Linked DNA regions of Homo sapiens: all the other regions are linked to region 3. A link is a contact called in ENCODE Hi-C or POLR2A ChIA-PET data. All regions are on one chromosome and are shown on one strand. Each heading gives the region's core, a stretch centred on a gene start or an enhancer-like site at or near the end of the contact. The rest is flanking DNA. Distances are from core to core; before and after follow the strand shown.

Region 1 (3,364 bases), core at 415-2,914, 280 kb before region 3:
CAAAATCTTAACTACCTCTTCAAAACCAATTCCAATTTCACCTTCTACTTGAATTCTTTTTATCCTGCTTCAGCCCACATGGATCTTTTCCTACAACTACTAATGTAGCTGTAGGTCAATGCTTTATGAATCAACATTTAATTATTCTCTTACAGTCTACTTCTGTGTCTCTTCATCTAAGTTATAAGATCCCCGGAGACATGTGCTATGTGCTTACACATAGAACACTGCATATACATAATATAGGCACATATAAAGTACTCAGCAAGTGCCCCCAATAAATCAAGCACAGAAGATCATCTGTTTGGCAACTTCGAGTACCAGAAAATACATCAAGATAAGCCAAAAGTTCCACTAAGGAGTTAAAACAGACATAAATTAGGCTTATAGTTCACCTCTATCAGAACCTAGATACTCCTATTTAATTAAGAACCCAGAAGCTTATTTACTAGGCAGCAATGAATTCCAAGTAATAAATCAAGGAAGGAGCACTAAAGTCAGCACAAGACAATGATTCATTCCAAACATATTGGTTAAGCACTACTACGTGCCAGGCACTGTTCTAGAATCTATGATTCAGTTCTCATATAGCAACTTAGTGCCAGGCCCTGGACTAGAACCCGGGGTTCCTGACTCATTCTGAAGCTCTGAAACAAAATGTTTATTTCTATCTTCCAGAAAAGGTTTAGTATGCAGGGTAAAAGTGGGGGAGGGGAGGAGGTGTTACTATTTCAGAAAGCAGCAAAGTATGTGAAACATTATAAAGAAATAGATTTGGAGGTATGAATATCTATATTTATCTACACACAATATACATAATATATTGTAAAATCTCTATAAAATCTCTAAAATAGATTCAGGAGTAAGTTTCAATCATTTTATGTACTTACTACCTAAGAATACTAGATGAATGAGGTGTTACTCTGCTTATTAATATTTTAATCACAAACACTTCATAAAATTGTATTTTTCTTCAAAGAGCCCTGCCAAGTTGCTTCATTTATTTGATGTAAAAATAAAAAACTAGGTCAGGTATAGTGGCTCATACCTGTAATCGCAGCACTTTGGGAGACCAAAGCAAGAGGATCACTTGAGCCAAGGAGTTTGAGACTAGCCTGTGCAATACAGCAAAACCCTGCCTCTACAAAAAGTTAGAAAAAAAGTATTAGCCAGGCATGGTGGCTGGTGTCTGTAGTCCCAGGTACTTGGGAGGCTAAGGTGGGAGGTTAAGGCTGAGCCCAGGAAGTTAAGGCTGCAGTGAGCTATGATTGTACCACTGCCCTCCAGCCTGGGTGACAGAGTAATACCCTGTCTCAAATATATGTATGTAAATATTATATATATGTTATATATACACACATATATTTTTTATATATATAATACATACATACATACATATCTATATATAAACTTTTCTACCAATTTCCTGGAGGTGAGGTGGGGTGGGGTGGTAGTAATGATGGTAGTAGATATTATTCTAAATAATCTTCACCTTTTTCCCTGGGGAAACGGACCAAAAGAGGATAATGAGAATGTGGGTAGGAAATGGGGAATTGGTCTCCACAAATTTCAAGCTCTACTGCTGACTGTGACTAAAAAAAATTACTTTTCCTAAAGGGAAGTTCTTAGACTAATAGCAATGGAATTCAGTGAGCGAGTGAGGGAAGGAGGGAGGCGGAAGGGAGGGGTGGGACTGGAACAAGTAAACTAATAGCCTGACAATACCATGCTGGCAACCTAAAGTCACCTTGTCCAAAACTCAACTCACTGCCTCCTACTCACTAATGTATTTCTCTGTTAATTATAAATGACATGCTTCTGAAGCTAGAAACCTCAGAGTTCTCAATTCTTTTCCTCTCCACATATAATCAATGGCAAAGTTTCACTGATTACTTTCACAAAAATTTCTCTTTTCCACCACAATGTCCTTGTTCAAGTATGTGTTATCTGGGCAATCACCTAACACCATGACCTCTTGTTTGACTGCTTGTTCTACTCTTAAGGTTTTCTTTTTTTTTTTTTTAAGAGACAAGGTCTTGCTCTATTTTCCAGGCTGGAGTGCTGTCATGTAATCATAGATATGCAGCCTCGAACTCCTGGGCTCAAGTGATCCTCTCAACTCAGCCTCTTGAGTAGGCAGGACTACAGGTGCACTTTACCTGCCGAGTTAGTTTTTTATTTTTATTAGAGATGGGGTCTTGCTATGTTGCCCAGGCTGGTCTCAAACTCCTGGCTTCAGCAATCCTCTTGCCTCAACCTCTCAAGACTCTAGTATTACAGGCCTTATGCCTGGCTAAGCCTTTCTAAACTGTATTTCACAGTGGTAACAAACTTGGCTAGCTTCCTAAAAACTGGCTGAATCGTGTCACTTTCCTCCCTAAGAAAGGCAAGAGATTTTGTAGAGATACGCTGTAGTGAGTTTCAGCAGAAGGTGCTGACACTGACACAGGGAATAATGAAAAAAAGGTAAGAGAGAGGAGACCTGAGGATGAAGAATTTAGAATAAGTCAGAAAAATCAGGCAGAGAAAATGTTGGGAAGAATGGTATCAAGAAAGCCAAGTGAAGAGTTATAACAAAAATGATTATAAAGTTTAAAGTTTATTATTTTTATAATTTTATAGCAATAAATTTTCTATTAATAGCTTACATTTACTAAGTGCTAGGCACTAGGTCAAATGACTTATAATGCATAAACTCATCTAATGCTCCCAATAATCATGTGAGGCAGGCACCTCTATACGAGACTCAGTTAACTACACAGTTTGTCCTACTAGACAAAGAATTATTTTATACAGCTCCCTTTCCTTATTCCCTGAGATGCTTAATGCAAAGCACTTAAACATTCTTACTATGTTGGTGTCAACAATACCAGAGAAAGACATTCTTTTTACAAACTTTACTAATTTGCCATGGACTAACACAATATATGTATCTGTACACACAGACACATAGACACACACACACACACACACACACACACACACACACACTATGGATCTGGAAATAAAAGAATATATGGTTTTAAAAATACCCAATCTCCTAATATTTAAATCTGCATTGGAATAGTAAGGGCTAAGGGTATTTTTGTCTTGTAAAGCTCAAAAGTGGAAAGGTATATAAAAATACTGAAGAGAAACTTGGCCTATACATCTACCATCTACCTGAAAATGGGCAGAAGGACTGCGTAGAAGACAGACAGATTAACATTCCTTTCTTTTAAAATGTGCACAAGAAATTTCCTAGGAGACATGCTATTATGGACTCAACTCTAAACCTAGCCTACTATTTGCAATGTGTACTCCATTCAACACAAGAAATCTGGGCCAAAGTTTAGACGAATTTGCAGAAATCCATTACCACTAG
Region 2 (3,237 bases), core at 69-2,568, 380 kb after region 3:
TAAGCATCACAAGCCCCTGTATGAGTTGATGGGAAAGGCAGGACCTTGTAAGGCTGAGTGTATTAGTCCATTATCATGCTGCTAATAAAGGCATACCTGACATTGGGTAATTTATAAAGGAGAGAGGTTTAATGGACTCACAGTTCCACATGGCTGGGGAGGCCTCACAATCATGGCAGAAGGCAAAGTAGAAACAAAGGCATGTCTTACATGGTGGCAGGCAAGAGAACATGTGCAAAGGAACTCCCCTTTATAACACCATCAGATCTCATGAGACTTATGCACTATCATGAGAACAGCACTGGAAAGACCTGCCCCCATGATTCAATTACATCCCACCACGTCTCTCCCACGACATGTGGGAATTATGGGAGCTACAATTCAAGATGAGATTTGGGTGGGGACACAGCCAAACCATATCACCGAGTAAGACCATGATGAGGAGTCATAGCCACTTTAGATGCTGTCACTTGGTGAGCAAGTCAATGTCTCTAGACCCAGTCATTGGCCATTGCGTGTCCACATGGATGTTCACTATCAGTGAGGAAAGGGTTTCACGGTACCCACAGCTTGCTTCTAATTCTGAGGACTTCCTCTTTTGTAGCCCCCTCTCCTGTCTAGGCCCCTGATGGTGTTTGGGCCCCTGAGGGAAGAGGAAAGACTAATACTGTCCTCTCCTATGGCCCTTGGAAAGCTGAGGCAGTGGAATCTACTAAAGAGGTTCATCGTCCCAGCAAATTTTATCTTCACAGTTCAGAATGCTAGTGCTGTCTCTCCAGCACCAGCCCCATGTCCAGATGGCATGGGCAAATGCTTGAGAGCCCTGCCAGGGCCACAGTATTACTGAGATTCCCAATTGCTGATGACCCTTGAGGTTTTTCTCCAGAGAGCCTCATCTAAAACATCTTTGTGTAGGACCAGTTCACGACATACTGATGTAGTGACCCGAATTAATTAATCCACTTACCTACGACGAATAGTGCCCTAAGGAATGCGATATAGACCAAAGAGGGCAAGGCTGGAAAGCTCTAGAACACAGCCCATAATGTAACCATAGAACTAGGAAGAAAGCTGTGAAAGAAAAGGTGATCTCCCCAATTCAGAATTTGTCATGTCTCAGAACTTCCTCTTTCTATGCTATTATGGGTCTTGCTCTCAAGATAATTCACTCAGCACAGGCTTTCAGAATTTCTGCTTTTCAACAAATGAACCAAATTCCTTTAAGCTAGCACCAGCCTCATGGTTGGCTGCCCCTTTTCTCACCTAATGTAATTATTTCCTGTGAAGATGGATTGGAGTTGAGATTTCATAATGCTGCCGTAACATTTCTCTCTCACTCTCCTGCATCACACTCACAGTGACATTTGGGCCATTTTTTGCCTCTGCATAAATGCACAATCTTGCCATCCATCATGCCAAGGGCAACTATGAATGAAATGAGCATTAAGCATATTAGTTTTCAATGCTATTAAAGCCATTAAACATATTAGCAGGCCCATTACTTTATTTTCCTACGGATTTTTTAGTATTGTGACCTCCAGTCATGAAGAAAATGCAAAGCCTTCCCAAGCAAAAGCTGCTATGAATGTGGGTAGGAGGTGAAGTTCACATGGGCCAAATCAGATCATTAATGGAAAATTATGCTGCCGCATGACATGGGCAAGTGTGAGATATCACACAACCAAGGAAGACACTGGCCTGTGCATGCTTTCCCACGCACCCAGTCGTACACAACTCATTAATTTGAAAACCAAAAAGAGGAAGTGAAATTAGGAATTTCAGTCTCCGTCTACCTCTCTTCTGATCTACCTTTAAATGGCAGCTACAGAAACAGAATAGTCTGAAACGCCAGAAAAATGTAAAAGTTCTTCATTTAAGTTTAGAAAAAGGAAGCTAAAAATAACCTCTAATTGAAGGAGTTATTTCAGAACCAGACTTGAAAACATTTAGCATAGTCTTTTAATTAATTTATTCTGAGGATAGTGCTGAAAATATATCTATCTACCTAATAGCAGAGAGAAAAATCTCCAACTTTGCCTTCTGGCTAGATTCGTTTTACCCTTACTGATATTTCCTCCCCTTATTTGTAGTTTTTGTTTCAATTATCCATGGTCACCTGTGGTCTGGAGATTGATGATTACAGTGCAGTAAGATATTTTGAGAGAGAAAGAGAGACCATAGTCACATAACTTTATTTTATTTTATTTTGTTTTATTTTATTTTATTTATTTGAGATGGAGTCTCTCTTTGTCACCCAGGCTGGAGTGCAGTGGCACCATCTCAGGTCACTGCAACCTCTGCCTCTTGGGTTCAAGAGATTCTCCTGCCTCAGCTTCCCGAGTGACTGGGATTACAGGTGCCCACCACCATGCCCGGCTAATTTTTTTTATTTTTAGTAGAGGCAGGATTTCACCATGTTGGCCAGGCTGGTCTCAAACTCCTGACCTCAGGTGATCCACCTGCCTCAGCCTCCCAAAGTGCTGGGATTACAGGCATGAGCCACCATGCCCGGCCCACATTCACATAACTTTTATTATGGTATATTGTTCTATTTTATTATTAGTTATTATTGTTAATATTTTGCTTGCTTAATTTATTAATTAAACTTTACATTAGGTATGTATAGGAAAAAACGGTGTAAACAGGATTTCGTACTGTGATGGTTAATATTGAGTGTCAACTTGATTGGATTGAAAGATGCAAAGTATTATTCCTGGGTGTGTCTGTGAGGGTGTTGCCAAAGGAGATTACTATTTGAGTCAGTGGACTGAGAAAGGCAGACCCACCCCCAACCTGGGTGGGCACCATCTCATCAGCTGCCAGTGCAGCCAGAATAAAAGCAGGCAGAAGAACGTGGAGAGACTAGACTGGTTTAGTCATCTGGCCTACATCTTTCTCCTATGCTGGATACTTCCTGCCCTCGAACATCAGACTCCAAGTTCTTCAGCTTTGGGACTTGGACTGGCTTCCTTGCTCCTCAGCTTGCAGACGGCCTATTGTGGGACCTCACCTTGTGATGGTGTGACTCAATACTCCTTAATAAACTTCCCTTTATATATATACACATCGATCCTATTAGTTCTATCCCTTTAGACAGCCCTAACTAATACAGGTACTATCGTTTGTTTCAAGCATCCGCTTGGATGTATCCCTGCAGATCAGTGGGAATACTGAACTTATCATAGGAAAAGCACCACCCTCAGTATCTTTTCGGATATAATGTACCCACGTGAGAAA
Region 3 (3,326 bases), core at 350-2,849:
GGCCCATTTGTTTTGCTTAAGGAAAGTTTGAAATTGATAAGCTAATGTCAGTAGACACCAGGACCATGTGAGGGAAAAATCCCTGGGTATCATGGCTATGACTTTGAAAAGCAGGGGTAGGCCGGGTGCGGTGGCTTAGGCCTGTAATCCCAGCACTTTGAGAGGCCAAGGTGGTGGATCACTTGAGGTCAGGAATTTGAGACCAGCTTGGCCAACATGGCAAAACCTCGTGTCCACTAAAAATGCAAAAATTAGCTGGGCATGGTGGTGCATGCCTGTAATCCCAGCCACTCAGGAGGCTGAGAGTCGCTTGAACCCGGGAGGCAGAGGTTGCAGTGAGCTAACGCCACCGCACTGCAGCGACATAGCGAGACCCCATTTCAAAAAAAAAAAAAAAAAAAAAAAAAAGAAAAGAAAAGAAAAGCAGAGTAACAGAGTTAAATGTTTGATATGGATACTGATATACTATAAAAATGTTATAGACATATTAAAACTTGCAAATGCAGCCTGGGAAAAAAATTAAAACATTTTAATTTTTCTGACATGAGAGAAGAAACAGAGAAGAGCACTGACATGCATTAGGTTTTAGGTCAACAACAGGCTATAAATGAAGGTAGTTGCGATGACTTCTTGAGCTGAACTTTCATGGCCAATGGCTGTGAGAAACTGCAGAAGCTTCTGATGTCAGATGGAAGAGAAGGGACTGATTGTCAGGTTAGACTTTTGATGCAGCACAAGCATGAAATTGTGGTGCAATGCACTGACCATTAACCACCAGCCTTCCCCTTTGATAAGACATGGGTGGGAGTGATAAAGGGGAAATGAAAAAGAAACAATCAGCCAATGCTAGAAAGGCCATTATGTGAATTAGAAGCAGGTAAGAAAGAGGTGCTAGTGTTACTAAGAAACGTGCTCAAAGGTATCATTAGGTTCCGTTAGGATTGGTTCACTTTGGAAACTGCATTAGAGACAGGTGGGGGAGGGGACAGGAGAAACGGGTAACTTGAATGACATTCAAAGCATTCTTAAAAAGTGTGTTCAATGAATGGAAAATCAAAGATGTTTGAAAGAGAAAAGTCAACAAATGGAAAAGCTGTAACCCATTCCATTTTAGTTTAGTTTTATTGGGGCATGAAATGAAATTTCATAATGTTCTAAAAACAACAACTTAACTGCATAAAACTGAATAAGTGAACCGGCATTAAATCCATACTGTATTTTTTAAAATCTCATTTTGATATAATAATAGTAACTGGTTAGTTAGGTCATAGTCCTCTTCCTCAAGTCACGCACAGTTAAAGAAATATTTCTAAAAATTTCTAATTGCTCCTACATTCTAGCAAAACCATACATCGACTTGCTGGTTGATTTATGACTTTCTAGTAACCTTTACTCTCAAATGGCTTCTACCAAATGATTTATTTACTTGGTCTATGCTGAGGTAACCTCCTGGCTGGGCTGACTGCCGTCCTTTCAGCTCGAAGTGTAAAGGATTGAGTCCCCTCACTAAGACATTTCTTGAGTTTCTGTGAGAGCTGTGGGTTCTCATGCGATAAACCATGAGTCTTAGGTTCAATTTTGAAATGTCTCTCTTTCAGATTGCTTGAGCCGGGGAGGTCTAGGCTGCAGTGAGCTGTGACTGCACCACTGTACTCCAGTCTGGGCAACAGAGTGAGACCTTGTCCAAAACAAACAATAAACAAACACCCAGAACAAATAAAAAATGTCTCTCCTTCCTCGTCATTTCTCTTTGGAGAAAAAAGAAAATCTTTGACAATTTCTGACCCACTGAACAATGTAAAGTGGCAAAGTTTCACACTTTTGCCAAAGGCTTCTAATTTCAAGCCTTTTTCTGGTCCACGGTGGTGCTTCACCTCACTCTTGTCTTTCCTGCCCAGTTTCCTCTCTTAGATTACAAACTTAATCTACTAAATGCCTGCCCCCCGACAATAGCAGAGTTTTATAAGATCTGTATAAAGTCATTAGTTTTCCCATTAAGCATCGGTGTCCCCCAACTCCAGCCTGTAAGATGCACACAGTATCTGGAACCACAGAAGATTGCTAAGACAATGTTAGGTGTCTGACACCTTTTAGCTATAAGTGCAAGATGATGTGGTTGAACATCAAAGGCTGTGGAACATGCAACCAGGAATCAGCATATCCTCATTGAAAACTTTTACACCATTTCTACCAAAAAAGATTAAATTCTAATTGAATGCTACTTACTCATCACTTCTTGAGTTTTACATGTGACAATAAAATGAAGGCCTACTGGTTACTGGTTGGCTAGAAGGGAAAGCAAGTGAAAGCTCTTTGGCTCTTCTTTGGGTAGATTTAATTCTACCGCACCCCCCTCCCTTTCTGAACATTTACAAAACCCTCAAGTACTTTTCTTTCCCTCCTTCTCCATTTTTTTCCCACGAGGTCCAAAGTCCCAGGGAGGGAGCTGCTGGGCATGGGGGGATGGGGTGAGAATAGGGTAGGGAACCACAGCTGCTCTCAAATTGTGCTGGTGTCTTGGACAGGGGTGACAGATGGTGGCAGGAGAGCCATTATTCCCACCCTGCCAAGCTCATGACAGCCATTTCACAGAGGTCACGGCCAGGCTCCACCTGACAATACTTGTGCCAATGTTTCTAAGCTTCTGTGACCAACTGTCCAAAAAGGCACTAGATATGAGCCCCAATTCTTGTACTTTTTAGCTGAGAGAATGCTTTGAAGGCTTTTCAACCATCAGGCTTCTGTGCATTCCCTGAGGTATTTAGACCCGGTGCTTCGATAAATTAGTGGTTGCAACTGAGCACATAATTCCTTATATCCACTTAGAATGTTTATGAGATAATTAGTTCTCAATTTCATACAGCACCATCGGTTCACCTCCTGATCAGACAGATACATGAGTGGCTATTTTTTTGGAAGTATGGCAAACATAGTTGAAGTCAGTTGACATTAGGTTATACCTCATAGAGCATATAGTAAATAAGTCATATCCATAATTGTCATAGAAAAAACACACAACACATAAGTTTGGGTTTATAGCCACAAAGAGGAACATAGAAGACAGGGAAAAATATGACCCTGAACATGAGCATGGAATGTTTTCAAACTTATTGATATTCACAGTCTTTATTCATAGCATCTTGATGGGATTCATGAGTAACAAAGGGCTTTGTGGAAATATCTGAAGGCCAATAATTCTTTTTAACAGACTAACAAGACCAAATTACTATTAAATTGATTTCAGTAGTTGGTAACCGTACTTATTTCTGGTAGACTACATATTTCAATAAACAACTTTAAAAACAAATGTCACTGAATGTCAATTC

Evidence for each region. A loop is a pair of places that touch in the nucleus more often than their neighbours do. ChIA-PET counts read pairs that join two places held with the same protein, here RNA polymerase II (POLR2A). Pooled maps may share reads with other maps.
Region 1: a pooled map shows a loop between it and region 3 (4-fold over the local background). The contact joins two enhancer-like sites. A Hi-C loop is called at or near these places in 2 of 37 single-sample maps with no recorded cell type and 3 of 50 pooled maps. POLR2A ChIA-PET finds 5 or more read pairs at or near these places in 8 of 52 experiments (BJ, GM10248, GM12878 and 5 more).
Region 2: a map with no recorded cell type shows a loop between it and region 3 (10-fold over the local background). The contact joins two enhancer-like sites. A Hi-C loop is called at or near these places in 2 of 37 single-sample maps with no recorded cell type and 4 of 50 pooled maps.

Annotation. Positions count from the first base shown.
Region 1 is chr6:149,333,336-149,336,699 of GRCh38, reverse strand. The region is part of intron 1 of TAB2 (TGF-beta activated kinase 1 (MAP3K7) binding protein 2); the gene reads right to left. Among named protein-coding and RNA genes, the nearest start is that of TAB2, 17 kb to the right of the region's middle. Within about 2 kb of position 1,664, at least 12 of the 41 ENCODE cell types and tissues checked have a DNase peak (open chromatin) inside an H3K27ac peak, as active enhancers do; they include GM12878, where a contact is called at or near this core.
Region 2 is chr6:148,676,217-148,679,453 of GRCh38, reverse strand. No RefSeq gene overlaps it. Among named protein-coding and RNA genes, the nearest start is that of UST, 69 kb to the left of the region's middle. Within about 2 kb of position 1,318, at least 4 of the 41 ENCODE cell types and tissues checked have a DNase peak (open chromatin) inside an H3K27ac peak, as active enhancers do.
Region 3 is chr6:149,053,200-149,056,525 of GRCh38, reverse strand. The region is part of intron 7 of UST (uronyl 2-sulfotransferase); the gene reads right to left. Among named protein-coding and RNA genes, the nearest start is that of UST-AS2, 22 kb to the right of the region's middle. RefSeq lists an enhancer at 1,992-2,111. Within about 2 kb of position 1,599, at least 4 of the 41 ENCODE cell types and tissues checked have a DNase peak (open chromatin) inside an H3K27ac peak, as active enhancers do; they include GM12878, where a contact is called at or near this core.